2 separate regions of the Homo sapiens genome follow, and region 2 is linked to region 1. Evidence: chromatin loops called from intact Hi-C (ENCODE). Cell type or tissue: heart left ventricle. All regions are shown on one strand. Each heading gives the region's core, and the rest is flanking DNA. Links, peaks and the distances in the headings are about the cores only. Region 1 has its middle 110 kb from the start of PNPT1. Region 2 overlaps EFEMP1 (EGF containing fibulin extracellular matrix protein 1).

Region 1 (5,384 bases), core at 170-5,169:
AGCTTGGTGATTGACTCAGACCTCTTTTCTATATTACTGACCTTAGTTCCCTGCCTGTCTCTGCTCTGCAGCCTGTCTTGATTTTGCTCCTTAGCAGCTTCTGGGAGGTAATAATCCCTCCACTGGCCCTGCAGCACTCTTACCAGCACTGAGCAGCTGATACCTCTTGCCACGCCTTTCTTCTGCCCTGCTCACTCGTTCCCTCCTGCCCAGGAAGATGCCAGACTTTATGGAAGAGCTGGGACTTTAACTGGAACTTGTGCAAAACAGGGTTTTAAAAAGATTAATCTGAGAGTAGCATGTTTACTGGAGAGAAGACAGGAAGACTTCATGGAAGTAACCCAGGACCAGAGGATAAAGGCCCAAACTGGTGGCAATAGGAAAAGACGGGATTGATGTTAGACATGTTTCTAAGAAAGAATTAGCCAGACTGACTTGGCAGAAAGAGAAAAGAAGAAGATGGATGTCTTTGAATTCTTAGAAATGCTTTGAAGATAAAAGCTCCACCTGGGGGAAAACACGAGAGACCTTTGAGGGTTCACCTTCCAGTAGGGTGACCAATTGTCTCAATTTGCCTAGGACTGAGAAAGTTCCCAAGACATGGGACTTTCAACTTCAAATTAGGATGGTCCTTGGCACACCAGATTGAGTTGGTCATCCTATTCCTGACCAGTGCCAGTATCATTCAGTGTGGTGTTGAATAAAAGCTTTTATATTTCTATGGGGCTCTTTTGACACTCCAAGTCAACTTGGCCTGGATCATCTTGAACAGGCATTTCAAAAAGCTGTTGGGATTTTAGTCAAAGGGGTTGAGACTTTTATAAGTAGGGCAGAATGCTACATATAAGAGTGGTTGGCCGGGCGCGGTGGCTCACGCCTGTAATCACAGCACTTTGGGAGGCCGAGGCAGGTGGATCACCTGAGGTCAGGAGTTCGAGACTAGCCTGGCCAACATGGCGAAACCCTGTCTCTACTAAAAATACAAAAAATAGCCAGACATGGTGGCAGATGGCTGTAATCCCAGCTACTCAGGAGGCTGAGGCAGGAGAATCGCTTAGAACCCGGGAGGCAGAGGTTGCAATGAGGTGAGATTGCACCATTGGATTCCAGCCTGGGTGACAGAGGGAGACTCTGTCTCAAAAAAAGAAAAAAAAAAAAAAAAAAAAAAAAAGAAAGTGGTAGGTGCCTGTGTCACAGCCAAGCTTCAGGCTTCCATTTTGGTGAGAAGCAAATTAAAAAAATAAAATGTTCAAATAATCTCAAATTTCAATGTACTTTCATGCTTCCCCCACCAAAAAAAAAATTGAAGTTCAATTTGCATAGATTAAAATGTTTTGCTCTTTCCTTCATGCTTTCTTTCCTGTTGGTGGATAATGTAAAGCTTACTGAAAATGACTCAAAGCAGGAATCAGACAAAGAGAAGATAAGAACAATCAGGAAAGAGGAGAACTTTGATGGTGAACAAATTGATTGCTGACCACTGAACTTAACTGTGAAATATCCAGAGACAAGTGTTTGGTAACCTCTCTTCTGTGGAATATGAATAATGAGCTGGAATTAAGTCCTCAAGACCTTTATACAACCAGAATAGATGTCGTGCATTTACATGAGAAGATAGAACCTCCTATAACTCTAGAACGGATTTATTTTTAATGGAGATGTTGTTGCAACAGATTTGTTTATTTAGGTTTCTAGCCATCTGCAAACTGGAGGCAATAAACCCAAAGTTTGTTTCTAGACTGATACAAGAACATCAGTGCAGAATGACTATGGATACTTTGATAGTACAGAAGGAGAGAAAAATAAAACACAAAAATTTGCCAAAGTAACAAAGGAAGCATAGTGGCCTGGGGCAATTTAATGTAGGGGCAACTCATTCTATGCATTTGTTATTGTTTTATACCCCTATGTAATGAGATAGTTTAAAGATGACCCTAAATCATCAAGAAAAAGTTAGATACATTTAGTGTACCTTGTTTGAGACCAAGGAAAGTATTTAACATTTTAGAAAGAATTTCCAACAAACTCTTACATTGAGTTTTCAGTTAATCTGAAAATTGACTTCTGTGGAATAACTTTATTCCATAAACTATCAATAAAGGAAATACTACATGTTTAAAACAAAATGAAATGGTGGAAACTAAGTGAGATTCGAGACTCTATGTTAGAGTACTAGGGACCCTGCATTTCTGAGAAAATTGACTTGCAATGTCCCTGTTCAGCTTGGGCTGTGCAATGAATGCCAACTGCAGGACAAAGCTGGGTCTTGCAGACGTCCTGTTGCCCTGACTGCCGGCAGAGAGCCATCAAAAGCTTCAGCGCAGCCCCAAGGGGTGCATATATTAAAGGAAAAACAAGAGCTATGCTCCAAAATGGCTTCATTTAAAATGCAAAGGGTAACAAGAGAGCAACATTTGGGGAAAGCCCAGCTCTCAGAAACAGGAAAGTAATACCGAATCTCGGTTAAAGTTGCTTGCTCTTGAACTAATTAGCTGAAGATTGAATTCAGCATGAGAAGTCAGAATGTGGGTTAAGAGTGAAGAAAAATGTTATTTTTCCTCTTAGGTACCAGCCTGGCACTTCAGAATGTAGTAGCAGGCAGCACATGAGACTCAGCCAATTTGATGAAATCACAAAATTGTAAAAAACACTGTGGCTGATTGAAAAGGGACTCTAGAGATGTAATGTGGGCCAGATGTTTGATAAAAGGCAGTTTTTATCTACTTTGGTGGTAGCCTCTTTGTAATAAGATATTGGCACATTTGTCATTAAGGAAAAATAAAGAGGAATGAATAATACAGAATCCAGTGGAACAGTAAATAATAAGTTCCCACCACTTTTGAAATACTATTCCTACCTAGAATTGATCTGCTATTTTTTTTTTTTTTACATCTCTTTTCTTGTTTTTCTAAGATGGGAGGTTTGTGGGAAATTATACATAAAAGAAGGAAGCGAAAATCTTTTGCTTTTGTTTTACTTGAGAGCCTTTAAGAAAAAGATGGAATTTATAAAGTCATATTTCCTATTGATGGCATCCTTCACAGGTTACAATCCCTTGACAGAACATGTCTGCAAATAACAAGATCTTATTTCTTAACAGGTCTGTGCTAGATTCAAAATTTTCGTGCCGAATTAACTGTGTAAACAAATTTGGAATTTCTATGTCACAAGGGAGTGAAAGTTTCCTACCTCTTTTTTTTGTAGATGGGTTCCCCACCTCCAAATCTGAAGAGTTCACATTTTCTGAATCTATGCTATTCCCTCAGTGTTGTTCCCTTTGACTCTTTCTGTGTGCATTCCATGTTAATTCTGCTGCTGCTTTTGGATTCTGAAGTATTCAGAGCCATAAGCAAGGGTATACAGTCTCAGAGAGAGTGACAATGCCCACAAATTGCAGAGCACACTTCAGCTGAGGGCTCCCAGCCCTTCTGGTCCTGCCCTGCCAAAGCCCAACTGTTATGTAAGATTCTCGTGCCCAGATCTCTGCCAAGCTTGGGGATTCTGTGAATTTCTCATTAGTCCATTGCAGAATAAAAGAAGAGGCAGGAAGAGTCTGTGCCAAATAAAGAGTTAGGAGAGAAATGGACTGATTGGGTATGGGCATCCATTGGCAGAGAGTGCTCACCTCAGCATCAGTTAAGAATCCACAGAAAAGCCAGGGGACCACATTGCAGGTCACCCGCAGGCTTTATCTTCTATGACTGACATTTAAACGGGAGAGCTCATTTGATGCTGTTCCAGGTTCGCTGCTGGGTGTTTCTAATTGTGTGTTTTAATTAATGTTTTTATTGTACTTGGTCCCAGAGACTGTTTCAACAGACCAGCATATATTTAGAACTCTCTAAATAAATAAATGTAAAACAAAGGAAAACTGACTCTGGTGGAATTGTGAGAATTACTGTTTCTAAAAAGATAGGGTAAAGTTTCAGACTCTACTGCTTGAAACCAACTCCTTGGCAATATCAGGGCCTGTCCACCTAAACACATCCTATGGGTATAGCAAAGCATGGCTTGAGACTCTTATCCAGTGTTTGGGTTTAGAAGTCTATACTCTGGGTCTTGAGACAGTTGGGAGACACTGTAAAATTTATTGTGTTGGGTTTTTTTTTCTGTATTTAACAAATAAATAGGGATATTGGCAGTGGTAGCAAATATCTGAGGCAACATTTATTTGCACCTGTGTAGGTCTCTTTCTGTTGCTAGGTAAAGAAGGTAACTAGAATTGGCTAGTTCCTTTGCACCCCTTATTGTTGTCTCTTGAATTTTGTTCTCCCCTTTAAAAGGGACAGTAACACCTGAGGGAGTGAATTTAATTCAATTCAGCAAATACTGAGCACTTCTTCATTCAAGCCAGGAGCTTGACTTTATGGTGGAAATGAGGTGTTTACAAGTTATAGGAAATGTATTTATAAGATACATCTTGCTTCTGAATATGTGCTGAGTTTGGAGTAGGTGAAAGCATATTTGATTTCTTCTTGTCAGAAACCATTATTAGTTAAATTCTTCAATTGTAATTTTCTTGGGGCCCTAGAGAGATCGTGAAAGTTACTCAGGAGCTGTAAGGCTGGAGTGTTAGCAAATTGGCAATAGTAATGAAGCCTGGTCCTGGACAGGAGAGTGAAGTTCTGAAGTCTATCTGGTTGTCTGCCATCACTTTTTGTGTTTCCTAATAGTGGCACCCTTTTCTTCCCTTTTCTCCATCTTCAAGGTGACCTAAATTAGTGGCTCTTGACCCTGGTTTGCAAAGAGAATTGAAAAAATACTGATGCCTGGGTTTCCTACGAAAGTCAACAAAAAGTGTCACGGCGATTCTATTGTGCAGCCAGGATGAGCCCCAGGTGCCTTTACCCACCTTCAGCACTCCTCTTCTGCATGCAGCATGGCAAGCTTGTCCTCAGGAAAATAACCTGCTTAAGTCACTCTAGTTCCTTGATTCTAAGATGCCACCGGTTCTGAGATATACTATAGATTGAATAACAGCTTTTTGATTAAAAAAAGAATGAACAAAAGGCCAGGCATGATGCCTCATGCATGTAATCCCAGCACTTTGGGAGGCCAAGGTGGGCAGATCATTTGAGGTCAGGAGTTCGAGACGAGCCTGGCCAACATGGTGAAACCCCATCTCTACCAAAAATACAAAAATTAGCCAGGCGTGGTGGCGGACACCTGTAATCCCAGCTACTCAGGAGGCTGAGGTAGGAGAATTGCTCAAACCCAGGAGGTGGAGGTTGCAATGAGCCAAGATCATGCCACTGCACTCCAGCCTGGGAGACAGAGTGAGACTCCATCTAAAAAAAAAAAAAAAAGAATGAACAAGAAAAAATATCACCACATTATGAGTACACCTTAATTTTAGGTCATGCCATGGTTTCAGAAATATTAAA
Region 2 (5,384 bases), core at 125-5,124, 81 kb after region 1:
GCGCATTTACACTATGCAGTATAATAATATATGAAGTTGAGATTGTAAAAGGGTTGTCCTCAGAAATCAGCTTCACTTAGCTGGGTGTGGAAATGATAAGAGAGATTCTTTCGATAAGAAAGAGGGAGGGGAGATGAAAAATACTTGAGTGATGTATGGCTATTTATTGGATAATAATCTATAAAGCATCCACTTACGTAATTCTTTGAACTTGGTTTTAAAGTTTTGGCTAAGGTTTTTGTTATTTTGTTTTGTTTTGAAATTTATTATAATTACTACTAGTATTATTTTCAAGTCAGTGATTACAAACTGTCCTTTTTAGGTACTATGCGATGGTGCAACAATCCTGCTTTGAAATTATCTGCTGTTTTTTGTGTCTTTTATTATTTTCTCAGATGCACTTGATGAAAACCTTTTTACTGGGGTTTCTTCAGAGCTTTATGACTCGTTAATGCAGAAATGACAGCAGAGTATCTATTGTTTTATGTCAAGAACATTTGCCAGCATTTGCAGTGATAACAGTCCTGAGAGATACGGCAATGTTAGATTCAGATGTGGCAAGTTTCCTCTGGCAGCAGATCAAGGCCCTGGGCTGGCTGCTGCATTTTCTAAGGGAGGCCTCAGCAGTGACTGAGGCTTTTCTTTTTGACATCTATCTGCAAACTGCCTCCACCCCGCTGCATTCCTACAACTGATGCCCTATGACTTCCTTCCTACTTTCTTGTTGCTCATTTCTTAGTGTCTGATAAATAGGCTAACATTTCCAGTGGAATTAATGTATCATTAAGTAGATTTTAAACACAAAAACCTGTGCTACTCCTTCTTAAGAATGAGGTCTGTTTACCTTCTGAGTGGGTTATTTAATAAAAATATTAGGTGAGTTAAATTAATAAAAACAAACAACAACAAAAAACAAATACCACTGTGCTCACTGCCACTACTTTCCTTCCCTTTCTCCACCAACACCCAAACAAAGCTGCAACAAGACTTGCCTCACCTAGGACTGACTGGTGATTACACATTTTACTTACTGGGACTCATAAAATTGTCAAAAAAGTGACCTCTGTGACCAGGAGGCAGCTACTAACTACATTTCCATTTATGGCTTCTCTGGCTGTGGTTTAGAATATTTATCCTCTCCTTTGCTGTTGGTGGTTTATCTAATGCTAAAGGCTATAAACAGACTGAATTTCTTTGACCTATTTTCAATTACGTTAATGTCAATTTATTAGTTTATTTAAATAACACAATATTATTTTGAAAATTATACTTTGAGATCCTGGAATTACTTATTTACACATCTATGCAAAGTCATATAAAATTATTATACATTGTTAAATTCCGTTATGTTTGGCTTTTCTACTTCTATGCATTTCCATTTGTCATAAATACCAGAAAGCTCACTATGATACAAAATTTACTAAAATGGACAATGATGTCAGAAACTCAAAGCAGAATACCCATCCCTGTGCAGATGCTCTGGAAAAGGTGGCTCTCCCAGGAGTGTTGATGACAGTCCACTGCCCTCTACTTGCTCCTGACTTCCCATAGTGCAAACACAGCCTTTTGTAGGTATCTCCATGGTGTGTAAGAAAAATCTGTTTCCTACATTTGTATGGGAGAATATCTGCATTAGCAAAAGCAATGCTTTATTTATAAGGGAAACTACTCAGGTCAGCCATGATTTTCCTGATAATCTAGGACAAATTACTATGGGGAGAAATTTTTTGTTGTTTTTGCATGATTATAATTTATCCTTGACAGTTAAGCTCACTTGGTTTTTCAGGCAGTCAGTTAATAAATTTCCTGGGACCTGGACCCAAGCTCTTTGGGTGGGGATGGGGGATCTATGTCTTATTTTCCCCCCTGTATTCCCAGTGCCTAGGATAGTGCATGAAACATGGTGGATTTTCAATAAATATTTGTGCAATAAATGGATAAATGAGTTATTACCATTTGCTGAGAATTGGTACCTAAAGTTTCAGGAAAAGTAGGATCAGTGTTTTACCTAATGGAGCTAAAAATGTATGAAGCAGAGTAACAAGGTATATCTGAGAAACACAGCAAAATCAGTAAGATGTTAGTAAAAGAAAAATGATGTTGAGCAAGTGAGTCCAGGAGTGCAGAGGCTATGAGGTATAAAGCAGATTCGCCAGAAGAGGTGGGTTCTCCACTGCATTTTGAAGAAGACGAGATACATGGGTTGCCAGGAAAAGGAAGCTGTTTCTAGGCAGAAAGCAGCTCACATTAGAAAATGCTGATAAGACAAAACTGGTTTCCATGAGAAGAATGGCAGACAGATGGCGTCAGCACAGCTGCCGGGGCTCTGTGTGAGGAGCCTGGTGCAGTGCCTGGTTGAAGAGGATCATGAAATGCTAGATCTGTCGTGAACAAAATTCAAGGCCTTAAAGGCAGGATTAGAGAGTCTGGATTGAACAACATAAGGAGTCTCTCTGAACTATGTAGACAGAGCCTAATGTTAACATTACCAAAGAACAAAATAATAGATTGTGCTTCCTAAAATACCATAACACATTTCGTCATTCTAATACATTAACAATAGCTAATGGCAATATTTGGTGATTCCCTCATTTTTCAAAAATGTGCCCACGTGCTCCCTCCTAGTGATTTATACTATTGTAGGTCCCTCTCTTGCTGACTTTGGCACCGTTAGTTGCTTTAAATAACACAGGCTAATCTTTGCTCAGCTCTTCTAGCCTCTTTATCACACCGACCCCCACGTCTAGGGAACCGCACATTTGATTTTCTCTCAAAGTTAATGGAGACAACTTTGTCCACATCTCTGTGGTGTCCATTAAGTCCCTGCTTAGGCCCTCATTCTCTATGTTTTTGGCTCCTTCCCTTCAGTCTGACTCATATTTCCCAAACCCCTGACTCATGCTGCTTTCTCTCTCTTATGCAACATTTTAATCTCTGCAATGTTCTTTCCATAATTTGATAACTTACCACAACATGGAGTCCCTTTAGCATGTTTTCATGGGCAAAAATTATCTGCACCTTGAATGGTGTTGAGTACCATTTAGACTTTTATAATTTGTGCTGCTTTTGGTTTAAGAAATAATTTAGAACTACTTTTGAATAAGCCACTGTAGACTAGTGATGAGAATGCACTAGTAATAGGACAAAGAAGACTGAAATTATTTTGAATCTGTCACTCCCTGTGTGATCTAGGGTCATGGTATCAATTTTTTCTCTTTGTTTCTCCATCTCTGAAATAGAGAGTCTATCCTCAACAATAACACACAGATTTTTAAAAGTATTCAGATTCTTCACAATATACTTTTTTTGTTTCCAGACTGTAAACCCCTGGAGTAAAATAACCGTATCTTTACTAGTTCTGTGTGGGGCACTGTGCATGCTTTGCAAATATTATTTAATGGTGCTATCCTGTGAACTCTTGTGGTTAAAGAAAAGATAGTGGTTAAATTCAAGTTGGTGATACTTCTTGATCTGTGTGGATTTAAAACCTTATTATACCTAGCTTCCTCAATCAAACTGATTTAATCTCATAAATGGAGTAAAGTAGAAAAATGGTCAAGGTAAAGGATTCATGTTTGTTAGAAGGAAGAGCTTCTTTACCATTGGCCTCCTTCCTCCCAACATTCTTAATGATTTAGATACCCACCTGCTCAAAATGATTGCTCCCAATCCTTTCTAGAGACAGGGTGATAAACTAGTTCCTACCAAAGTACTCTTTTTACTTACTCTCTGAAACTTTTTAAATAAAAGGGACTCACTGAGTGAAGGTCTTAGAGGTATTTGGAGTATTTTGTTTTTCAATATAATCCTGGAAGGTAAGAATTACTTCAGCAAGACCTGAGGGCACTGAAGTTTACTACTGTTTTACTCATCCAGTATTTGCTATTGATAATGATAACCTGAGTAATTAATATAATAAATTATGTAGATTGAAATCTGATTTAGAAAAAAGTATATAATATTTTATACAGATTCATATACAAACTTGGTAACATTCTAAAATTAATTGGTATAAAAATAGGTAAATTCTTAGCAATATAAAAAGATCTATTATTTGATTGGGAAGGCAGAATTACAAAGCTTCTTATTTAATCCTAATAGCCCTGTGGAAGAGGTAGTTACTTCATCCACAGTTTACAGATGAAGAAAAAAAAGGATGTCACTGAAATGTAGACTCAGTTGAGGGAACTTGCCCAGGGTCACACAGAGCAGAGATTCAAACACCAGATTTCCATTTTGTTTCTGCAATTTAGGTCCTGAGGAAGACTTATTTCCTATGAGTTCTGGAGAGTAGTTTTAAGTGAATTTATAGGTGTTTTTAATTTTTTTTAGCCTTAAAGATAGGGTTGTTAATGTCACAGCACCTTGATTCCTCCCTTGCGTCTTTCTTCTACTTAGAATAACATTCATAGCTCTCCAAGTTTTCTGTTTCCCTCCCCAGTTTTTAGCCAATTATCAACATTTTTTTGTCAAAGACTTTCTAGTTCCCTTGCTGTTTCTTTCATAGTACTGGAATCAGATTTATCTGGGCCAAATGCCCAGTTCTAGTTAGCTTTTCACCCTTCTGAAATTATCAGCTAGAATTCACTCAAGCTAAGCAGTTCTAGTGGAGAAAATAAATACTAATATTAAGTAACAAGAGAGAACTGTCTTAATCGATGGCCAGCAGTAGATTTATAGTTCTAGATTCTTATCAGTTCTGGCAAAACAGATTGTTAATAATTTGGTGTGCTTTAAATGATAAACAAAAATATCACCAAAATCAACAAATTATCAGCCTCCCTGATAGTTCATTTCTTTGTTTTAGAGAGTGGCGAAATCAAGTGTCCTAGAAGCCCTTGGCATTGCATTGTGTTCTATCAGAACTTTACAATATGCTGTTCTCATAGGAAAAAAATCATGCTACTTCGAATTGCTTTTCTAGCAATGATGACGGATTTGCATTGCAAATGGACCCCCCTCACGTAGCTTCCTCTGTGGACAACAGTGTTCATTTGCCAGATGATTGGATGAGGTTAGGCATACAGTTCATGAACATGGGGAAGAAAACCAACTAATGCATGTGAACGACCAATCTGTGACTCATCTGTACTACACATAAACCAGATGAACCAATGGGTCATAGGCTGAAACAGAGGAAGAGCAAAGAAACAAAGGCTTTACTTCTCATTCTTCAGCTGTTTTTGCCCACTGGCAACATGAAGCTTATGCTTTCAGAATCTCAAGGAAACAACATTGTCTACTGTTAAATGATTGTTAATTGTTAGGAGTATTTTCTGGCATCTTTGTGAGTATGTCATACCCAGCTAAACTCTTTTTTTTTCCTTCTTAAACTTTTTTTTTTTTTTTTTTTTTGAGATGGAGTCTTGCACTGTTGCCTGGGC

What was found. A loop is a pair of places that touch in the nucleus more often than their neighbours do. Peaks named below come from ENCODE experiments on the same cell type or tissue, not always from the same donor. Only the 100,000 strongest peaks of a DNase experiment are listed, where the experiment ranks them.
Region 2: a loop joins it to region 1, with 2.0 times the contacts of the local background. A loop is called at or near these places in 4 of 110 quality-filtered maps.

What each region holds. Positions count from the first base shown.
Region 1 is chr2:55,802,394-55,807,777 of GRCh38, forward strand. No RefSeq gene overlaps it. Among named protein-coding and RNA genes, the nearest start is that of PNPT1, 110 kb to the left of the region's middle. In heart left ventricle, for the core only: no CTCF peak of the experiment used is centred there; no DNase peak of the experiment used is centred there.
Region 2 is chr2:55,883,001-55,888,384 of GRCh38, forward strand. The region is part of intron 5 of EFEMP1 (EGF containing fibulin extracellular matrix protein 1); the gene reads right to left. Among named protein-coding and RNA genes, the nearest start is that of EFEMP1, 38 kb to the right of the region's middle. In heart left ventricle, for the core only: no CTCF peak of the experiment used is centred there; no DNase peak of the experiment used is centred there; H3K27ac peaks cover 3,937 bases.